Regions from separate parts of the Homo sapiens genome. Here region 1 is linked to region 2. Evidence: chromatin contacts called from ENCODE Hi-C or POLR2A ChIA-PET data. All regions are on one chromosome and are shown on one strand. The core of a region is the stretch at or near the end of the contact, and the rest is flanking DNA. Distances in the headings are between cores, read along the strand shown.

The links. Hi-C counts contacts between places; a loop is a spot of excess contacts on that map. ChIA-PET counts read pairs that join two places held with the same protein, here RNA polymerase II (POLR2A). Pooled maps may share reads with other maps.
Region 1: a loop to region 2 is called in a map of endothelial cell of umbilical vein, with 4 times the contacts of the local background. The contact joins two enhancer-like sites. A Hi-C loop is called at or near these places in 20 of 168 maps with a recorded cell type or tissue (B cell, Caco-2, Calu3 and 16 more), 26 of 37 single-sample maps with no recorded cell type and 19 of 50 pooled maps. POLR2A ChIA-PET finds 5 or more read pairs at or near these places in 5 of 52 experiments (AG04450, BJ, H1 and 2 more).

What each region holds. Positions count from the first base shown.
Region 1 is chr15:32,853,803-32,858,236 of GRCh38, forward strand. FMN1 (formin 1) reads right to left here. Exons shown (of 21, transcript NM_001277313.2): 17 at 3,213-3,305. Among named protein-coding and RNA genes, the nearest start is that of GREM1-AS1, 140 kb to the left of the region's middle. RefSeq lists an enhancer at 2,978-3,876. Within about 2 kb of position 3,114, at least 4 of the 41 ENCODE cell types and tissues checked have a DNase peak (open chromatin) inside an H3K27ac peak, as active enhancers do; they include IMR-90 and PC-3, where a contact is called at or near this core.
Region 2 is chr15:32,657,675-32,662,124 of GRCh38, forward strand. All of the region lies in intron 10 of ARHGAP11A-SCG5 (ARHGAP11A-SCG5 readthrough), which reads left to right. All of the region lies in intron 2 of SCG5 (secretogranin V), which reads left to right. Among named protein-coding and RNA genes, the nearest start is that of SCG5-AS1, 13 kb to the right of the region's middle. Within about 2 kb of position 2,002, at least 7 of the 41 ENCODE cell types and tissues checked have a DNase peak (open chromatin) inside an H3K27ac peak, as active enhancers do; they include IMR-90 and PC-3, where a contact is called at or near this core.

The DNA of each region.
Region 1 (4,434 bases), core at 1,864-4,363, 200 kb after region 2:
TTGAGAGCCAAACAAGGGCCAGGCCCAGAGTGGGCAGGGGGCTAGCTTGTGAAACTCTGCATTCCAGTAACTTAGGATTCAAGCTGAGAAGGCAGGGCGACAATGAGAAGAGAGTGTAGGAATGAGCTGAGGAAAGCCTACGGAACATGCCTCTAGACTAGCACTTTCTGATAGAAATAGAATGTGAACCACTAATACAATTTAGATTTTCTAGTAGCCACACTCAAGAAGTAGAAGAAATATAATTTAGCTAATATATTTTGTCAGGTTATTAACATATTTATTAACTTACCTATAAATGAATATTAATCGTTTTATTTATTTAACATATCTAAAATGTTATCACTTTACCATGCAATCAGTAAAAAAAATCAGCAATAAAATATTTGACATGTTTTTTCTGCTGAGTTTTCAAAACCCCGTGTTTTACCCTCATAAGACATCTCAGTTTGGATTAGCCACATTTCAGCTTCTCAAAAGCCACATGTGGCTAGTGCTTGCCACATCGAACAGCACAATTCTAGACTGTTTTGACAAAATGAGTTAAGTAATGAAATAATTGTAACAAGCTATTTCAACAGTAGACTTTTCTACCATACGGTATTGGGAATGTTTAAGATTCCTACAATAGTATATATATTTTTATATTCTTAACTTTTTTAATAGAATGGTAATGTTTCCTTCAAATTCAATCTGTGTCATATTTTGGCTGGTTTTGTCTTAAGCATGATTTGATGTTATTCCTAATGTTACTTTTACCTCATCTGTAAAGTAGGAGCTGATGAGCTGATTGTCACTTTTACCTCATCTGTAAGTCAGGAGCTGATTGGCCGGGCACAGTGGCTCACGCCTGTAATCCCAGCACTTTGGGAGGCCGAGGCGGGTGGATCGCCTGAGGTCAGGAGTTCGAGACCAGCCTGGCCAACATAGTGAAACCCCATGTCTACTAAAAATACAAAAAATTGGCCGGGTGTGGTGGTGGGCGCCTGTAATCCCAGCTACCTGGGAGGCTGAGGCAGAAGAATTGCTTGAACCCGGGAGGTGGAGGTTGCAGTGAGCCGAGATCGCACCACTGCACTCCAGCCTGGGCAATGAGGGTAAAACTCCACCTCAAAAAAAAAAACAAAAAACAAACAAAAAAAAGAGCTCGTTGTATTCAATTATAGATCTTTTCCCATTAAGATATTCCTTGGGACAGAGTGTAGGAGTATACAATTAATCTTAGTACTCTTGGTCTCTAACATAGAGCCTAACCTATAGCAGGCTCAGAATAAATCTTTGAATACACATTAAAAGGTGAACTAAGCTAGAGAGTACTGGCTATCTGGGTTCCACACTGGAATTACGTGGAGAGTAAAAAAAAAAAAAAAAAAAAAAAAAGAAAAAAGAAAGAAAATCTGATGCCTGGCCCCACCCTGAGAGATGCTGATGATGGGTCTAGAGTTGGGCCCGGGTATCAAGATTTTAAAAAATCTCCTAAGTGATTCTAGTATGCAAGAGAGTTGAGAACCACTGTTTTAGGACTTTCTTAGAACAGCTTCCTATGGCCATACCTTTACTTCCCTGTCATAAGATCCAGTTTCCCTCATATAAATTCCCTTTCTCTGAATAGACCAGAATTGTCTTGGGAGCCCTAGTAGAGAAGAGGCTAACACATTATCCCAAATGGGGATTTGCAAATTGCTTTTCCAAGGTACCAAAGAAGATTCTCAAGGTTTTAAATCTATTCATATTTATGTCTTTTCAACAAAAAGAATAAAATTCACAATATAAGCTGGCTGCTTTGCAGACGCAGGATTCTAAGAGCATTACAGCATGCAGGTAAATAGTACCCTGACATGCACATGGCAAAATTTTCTAGAAATAGAATAGCAATTAAAAATAAAGATGGAATCCAAGTACAAATGAGCCTCATTTCAAGTTAATTCTGCATATGTAAAAAGCAGATACTATTAACTGGGGTCAGCAAAGGGAAGTAGTTCATGGTTTTCTTCAGGCTACTTAGGTTATATTTACACAGTATAATTATACAGCAATGCATTTTTTGATAAGTCACTTATAAAATCCATCTCCTATAGTCACATAGCACACAAGTATTGGTATCTTTGCTCTCAAGATGGTACTTTGTCTGACAGCATTTCTTCCATCATATATGAGGTTCTGTAATGGCTGAGAGAGAAATCTGACTTCTCCTACTTCAATACAGACAACCTTTCATCATGGAGAAGGGAGCAATGGTCTCTGCACCAAGGGAACAGCAGCTGGAATGGAGTTCCTCTGACTCATAGACTGAGAATTTCCCTGCTGATTCTCAAGCTGGTTTGGCCACACTTTATGCATTCACCCTGCTTAACAGTCTTTTGTTGATGGTGTGGTAACAAGTGGCCTTACTCAGTAATAGAAAAAGCATGTTGAGATATCCCCCAAAGGCTCCTATGTGTGTTTCCTCTAGCTTTCCAGCAGGGAAAAAAGCTGCCTGCAACAACCCCACACTTATTTTTGTTTTACATCTTAAGTTAAATTTGAGAAATTAGAATAGGAATTATCTAAAAGACATGATACTTCCATGTTCACTAACCCTGATAAACAGAAGTTCCCTACTCATGCCAAAACTGTGAAGGAAGGAAATCTGTTAAGATTTCAAAGAAAGTGTGGAGTCTCATGCATACCAGCACATCACTTTCACTGACTAACCCCCAGAGGGCTGATAGGTAGCAAGTGATTGATGGGTGACATTCACTTGGCCCTAATTTTCCTATCTGAAAAGGAATGGAAAATATAACACAAGTTTCCAAGTTGCTACACTCATAAAACCAGGAGGGTGATCACCATCCACCTGTCCAGGTTGACCACAAATGTGAAATGCATGACCACATCTGCCTTACATGTATGTCATTTGTCAGTAAACACGGGCTAAGGAATTCCTTGAGCCCCATGAAGAGACAAAAAAGTTTGTCCTCAGAGAATTTACAAAAGCCAGAGTAACATTCAAGAATTTAAAATATTAAACTGGATTTGAAAGGTGATATGAAAGCTACAGGACAACTTTATCTACCGTGAGTATGTAACCACCATGGAAAGATGGGCTAATGAAATCACCAGAGCTGCCTGTGGTCAGCCAGGATGCCAGGGGCCGTGGGCCTCAGAGAAAGATTCATGGAATGAAGGATGTTTCAGGGCCACGTGTATGTGCGGCTGACAAAGCTTCCTACCTTTTTGGAAGAACTCCTCTAGTTTGTCCTTGAAAGGCTGGAGATACTCCTTTGGGGACTCCTTGCACACCACCACCATCTGTTTCTCACTTGCTGTGAAGAGAAATTTAGAATTAGACTTAGGAACACAGATTTGCTGAGCTCCTGCTATGGGCCAGGTACTGTGCTATGCACTTGGCTATCAATTGTGCACACTCCTTGTCAACCACTGTTGGTCCAAATTCCAGGATTGGGGGGCAGGGGGAACAAAACCCAGAAATAATAAACAAACCAACAAAAATAATTAGTTCATTCTACACCACTCTTGAGGAACAGGGCAATGTACAATCCTTCCATTTTTCTTCTAGAGATCCAGAAAAGTCTCTGACCTGGGATAGGTAAAGTATTCTGCTTGTGTTCTCCCAAAGATAAAGAGAGGCAAAAACTACTTGAGGATTAGTCTCACGAAATTAAGGGCCTCAGCCCTCCTCAGATTCACACTCCAAAAGTAGAGCTTGAAAAATATATTGCAGAAATTCTCAGGCACCCAAGTTGTCTAGAACTACCAACCTAGTGATTGGCCAGGGTGACACACGCATCCCAACATGAGAACTAAGACCAGGTCGGGGAGGACCCTGTCAGTTCTTCATGCTTCCCGTTCACCTACCCTTCCTTTTAATCCTCTACTAACACAAGGGAAATAATTTTACATAATTTACTTCAGATAGACTATCTAAAATTTGTAATAGAGTACTTTTTGATAATCAGGTCTGAGGTGACTTGACTTTTTAAAAATGACCTACCTTATTGGATAGTTACGATTTGTCTACAGGGAAGCCACAGTAAATCATAGTTCACCATCACAAAAGGCAGTTAACCCAGCCAAGAGGCATCTCCCCAAGGTTCCTATGTGTTTGTGCCAGTTACAGCATGCACTGGGAAAAGAAAGGCTTCGTTTCTACAAAGCTAGAGCTGAGTCAAGATCACTTTCATCTGTTGACCATGGCTGGAAATTAGATATGTTCTTGTCCAAAAGCCTATTAATAAAGCACTGGATTTCACCATAAAGATATCATGCCACCTGGGGTTCACAAAATAGAGAAACATATACTACAGATCTTGGAGCAATTTATAAACACACAGGTAAGGTATTTTGGAAGAAGGAGGTTGGGAAGGAGATCTTTATTTACATTGGGAAATTCCTATCCAATAATTTGGCATATTTAAAACTAGCATCTCAGAA
Region 2 (4,450 bases), core at 752-3,251:
CTCTTGTGGGCGTCTCTGGCAGCCCATGATCGGTACACTTCCTTGAACCAAATAGCCTATCAAAATATTATCTAATACATTTCTACTTTTATTTACTCAATGAGTAATTACTGAGTGCCTACTACATGCCAGGAACTGTGGCCCTGATATGTTTCAAAACCCATAAACATGCATCTAACTTATTTATGTAGGATCTCCATCAGGCACTATCTTCTTTTAACCTTTCCAGTGAAGGTTAAACTCTGACCAGAGGAATTGAGCGTGTTTACAGAAAATCAGGAATGGAACAGAATTAGACTGCTTTTCCCCTTACTTCCCACTCCCTTACAGCATGTTCCATTGGTACTTGAGTCTAGAGGCATCCAGAGGTGTAAGAATAACCAAACACAACAAAGATTAGGAGTAACGAAGTGTTTTCATGCAGTGCCGCACCCCAGTGAGGTGGGCTGGCTAAAAGGATGTGATACAAACTGATATCCAGGGAATGGCAAAGAGGAGTAGCTGGGCCTGTCCATCATCTCTTATCATGACTCACAGCCCTTGTTTAAGGAATTTGAAGTCTAGGTGGATGAAAGGGACATCAAACTTAAAATGCATAGCTGCAACCTACTAGATAGAAGCTGAGAACCCTATATGTGGATCAGGCAGTCACTACTGGAGTTCAGGAGGGGAATAAGGCATTGGCCCCTAGAGAAGACATCACAGATCAAACTTGAGCTAGACTTCCTTGAGGACGGGTAGGATGTAGATGATAAAGATTCAGCTTCAGGCAGTAAGAAGTGAAAAGAAACATACTTTTTAACCAGTATGTGTTGAGTGGAGGGTGGTTATGGGGAAGGGAGGGTGGCAGGGAAGGCTGGATGCATTTAAGGCTGTCGCCAAGTTTTTCTGCTTAAAGAGCATCTGGGCACAGTGGCACATGGTCTATATTACTCAGGGCCCTAAGCTCACCTGAGAAGCTCCAGCCTCCCTTCTGCACCTTGCCCACAGAATGTTCTGTAACACTTCTCTGTCCTTGCAGATAAATAGGCTGCCCCAAATCTAGCGATACCCTCGATGGTGGCAGGGGTAGTAGCAGTGGCATTGGATGGGACGGTGGGTTGGATATTTCCCTTTGTATTGGTCAAATACATGCACAGATGGCACCAACACCACGGGGATCTCTGGAGATGAAGGTAGGTATTTCTTCAGTCACTCAGCACTTAACAACTGTCAGAGAGGGCCGGGCGTGGTGGCTTATGCCCGTAATCCCAGCACTTTGGGAGGCCGAGGCGGGTGGATCCCGAGGTCAGGAGATTGAGACCATCCTGGCTAACACGGTGAAACCCTGTCTCTACTAAAAATACAAAAAATTAGCTGGGCATGGTGGCGGGCACCTGTAGTCCCAGCTACTCGGGAGGCTGAGGCAGGAGAATGGCGAGAACCTGGGAGGCGGAGCTGGCAGTGAGCCGAGATGGCGCCACTGCACTCCAGCCTGGGCGACAGAGCGAGACTCTGTCTCAAAAAAAAACAAACAAAAAAAACCAAAAAAACTGTCAGAGAGATAATAGGAGAAATGTGCCCCTGCACTCGCACTGCACAGCATGTGCCGGATCATCTGTGAAATGGATCTTTCCTCTGGGAGCTCCATCTTTTCCAGGTGATTGTTCACTTGGACATATTTGATTATAAGCTCCCAGAGTGTCAGACACGGACTTCTCATGGCAAGTTAGACGATCCCAGGTGCCCAGTGGGTGGCAGTGCAGTGAGTGGCAGGAGGAAAACTTTCCTGCTGGCTTTTGGTCTGACCAAGACAGAGTGATACTTATCCAGGGCCTAAAATAACCATAGCAATAGGCCTTGCCAGAAGGGATCTGTGGCAGGCTCCTGGCACTACTGGTCAGTTCCCCCAGTGGCCTGTTCAAGTTTTTCTTTGCATGAGACAGAGGTTATGGCTGAGGAAACAGCCAGGCCAGGAGGCTAGCCTGCCCTGCAGAAGCCCAGGGGACCTTCCTGATGCCATCTTTCTGGTATGACAGCTCAGCAGGCCTGTGTCAACAAGCCCTGCACGGTTTGGACAAGATGTGAGTGACTAACGTTTTCCTCTGGAGCAGCAGGAATGGATGGGCCTGCTGGGAAGAATCCCTTTGCTGTGAGCTACCTAAGACGCCTGGCTCCTGAATTGAACCAGCAGGTCCCTTCTCTGTATCTTGCTTGCTTTCCTTTAAAAAAAAAAAAATCCTCAGCAGATGATGGGAGGAATTATTTGCTGAGTTTGTCCAGACTCTGAATAGCCCTTGGTCACTGAAGTGTGCAAAAACATGGCAACAATGCAGGTGCTATGGTCTGAAAATGTTTGCAAAGGAAGGAGAGGAAAGAGCAGTTATTCTGACAGTAAATGATACATAATACTAATATTGGAAGGATTATTTTTTCCCTGTGTGGTCAGTGAATAGAATTTTTGGCAGTCGTCTATCATTTAACTAGGTCTGTATAGAGCACACTGGAGCCTGGTAAGGACCTCTGGCTTTTTTTACAGTCAGAGTTTTGGTGCCTAGGGGTCTGGGCTGTGGACAGGCGAGATGTACCTGCAGGCAGGGAGTGGTCAGCTTGCTCTCAGCTTGCCAGATCCGTGACTCTGACGAGAGAGTTATCAGTACCTACAGAGCTTCCTCCTGCAGCCTGCCTACCCACCCAGGCCATCTTCTGACACTGCCTCAATGTGTCCATGCTCCAGGCAGGTCAGATCACCTCCCTCATTCGGTTTGGACATCAAGGAGACTGTGTGAATGACCATCAGCCTCTCTCCAGTCTACCCAAAGGTATCAGGTATCCAGCACTATTCTGATGGAGAAGCAGTAAGAGTGAGCCTACCTTAGATCTATTAATAGAGCTCATTCAGCCAAGGAAAAGGATCCAACTAACCCAGATGACTACATGAGCCTAGGTCATTCACATGTAGCTTTGGTGAGTAATGAGAGATGCACGCATGATACCCCTGCTCCTGTCCTTTGGTGCCCTGCACCCCTCTCAGGTGCTCTCCAGAGTCAGCCCTTCTGACTGCAGGGCAGACCCCAAAAGGAGATCAGCTTTTCACCTCGATTACCCCTAGTACTTAAGACATTTGCCTTCATGAGTTTTTGGTAATCAATATTGTACAGCCAGTAATTTAATTTTTTCATGGTATCAATCTGATATTAAAGCTCTAGTATCTGGGAAGAGCACAGCAAAGCTTACCTGACTGACTCCACTATTATATTTGGAATGGATAATTGAGATATAATTTAAAGGGTAGAATATATTCTTTCTATAACTGCAAAAGTTTGCTATAACTCACAAAAGGAAATACAAAATTGAGTAATAGTGTTGGAGGAGAAGGAAGCAAATATTTATTTTGTATCTACTATGTGCCAAACACTTTATGTATTGTATTTTGCCCTCAGAAATCATATGCAGATGATTCTATTTTACAAGGGAAAGTTGAGGTTTAGAGCAGGTGAGCAACATGCCAAGATGGAACAGAAGGGGCATAGAACCTGGATTCAAGTCAGAGCAGGGTTTACACCCTCGGTACCATTTAGATGTGGGTCAGATAATTCTCTGTGGTGGAGGCTGCATCCCTGGCCTCTACCCACTAGATGCCAGTGGCATTTCCCCCATTTGTGACAACAGAAAATGTCTCCAGGCCAGGTGCGGTGGCTCATGCCTGTAATCCCAGCACTTTGGGAGGCCGAGGCGGGCGGATCACCTGAGGTTGGGAGTTCAGAGACCAGCCTGACCAACAGGGAGAAACCCTGTCTCTACTAAAAATACAAAATAAGCCGGTTGTGGTGGTGCATGCCTGTAATCCCAGCTACTAGGGAGGCTGAGGCAGGAGAATCACTTGAACCCGGGAGGCAGAGGTTGCGGTGAGCCGAGATTGCACCATTACACTCCAGCCTGGGCAACGAGCGAAACTCTGTCTCAACAAAAAAAAAGAGAAGAAAGAAAACATCTCCAGACATTGTCAAATGTCCTCTGAGGGTCAAAATCAGACCCGCTGTGGAGACCCATGGCTCTAGAGGCTTTGTTTTTTCTGCCATCACACACTCGGAGGGAAATTTGGGGGTAACTTTAAGGATGCTATATGGATAACTTATGTTTCAGTATTTTTTCTTATGAAGATAATAAAAGCTGTCGTGGATCATTTCGAAAATAAAATAAAGATTGTTTAGAATCGTACCACCTAGAGATACCCACTTTCAGCATTTGGCTATGTTTTCTTCCAGTCTGTTTTCTGTGCACACATAGGTAGTTTTTAAAATCATACAGTAAATCTTTTATCTCTTTTTATACTTAATATTATATCAAGAACCTATCCCTATATTAAAATCAGTGTAATTATTTTTAGTAGCTGCATTATATCCTATTATATGTTTATGCCTCAATTTACTCAAGCATTTTTGCAAATGGCCATTTAGAGTTTTTCCAG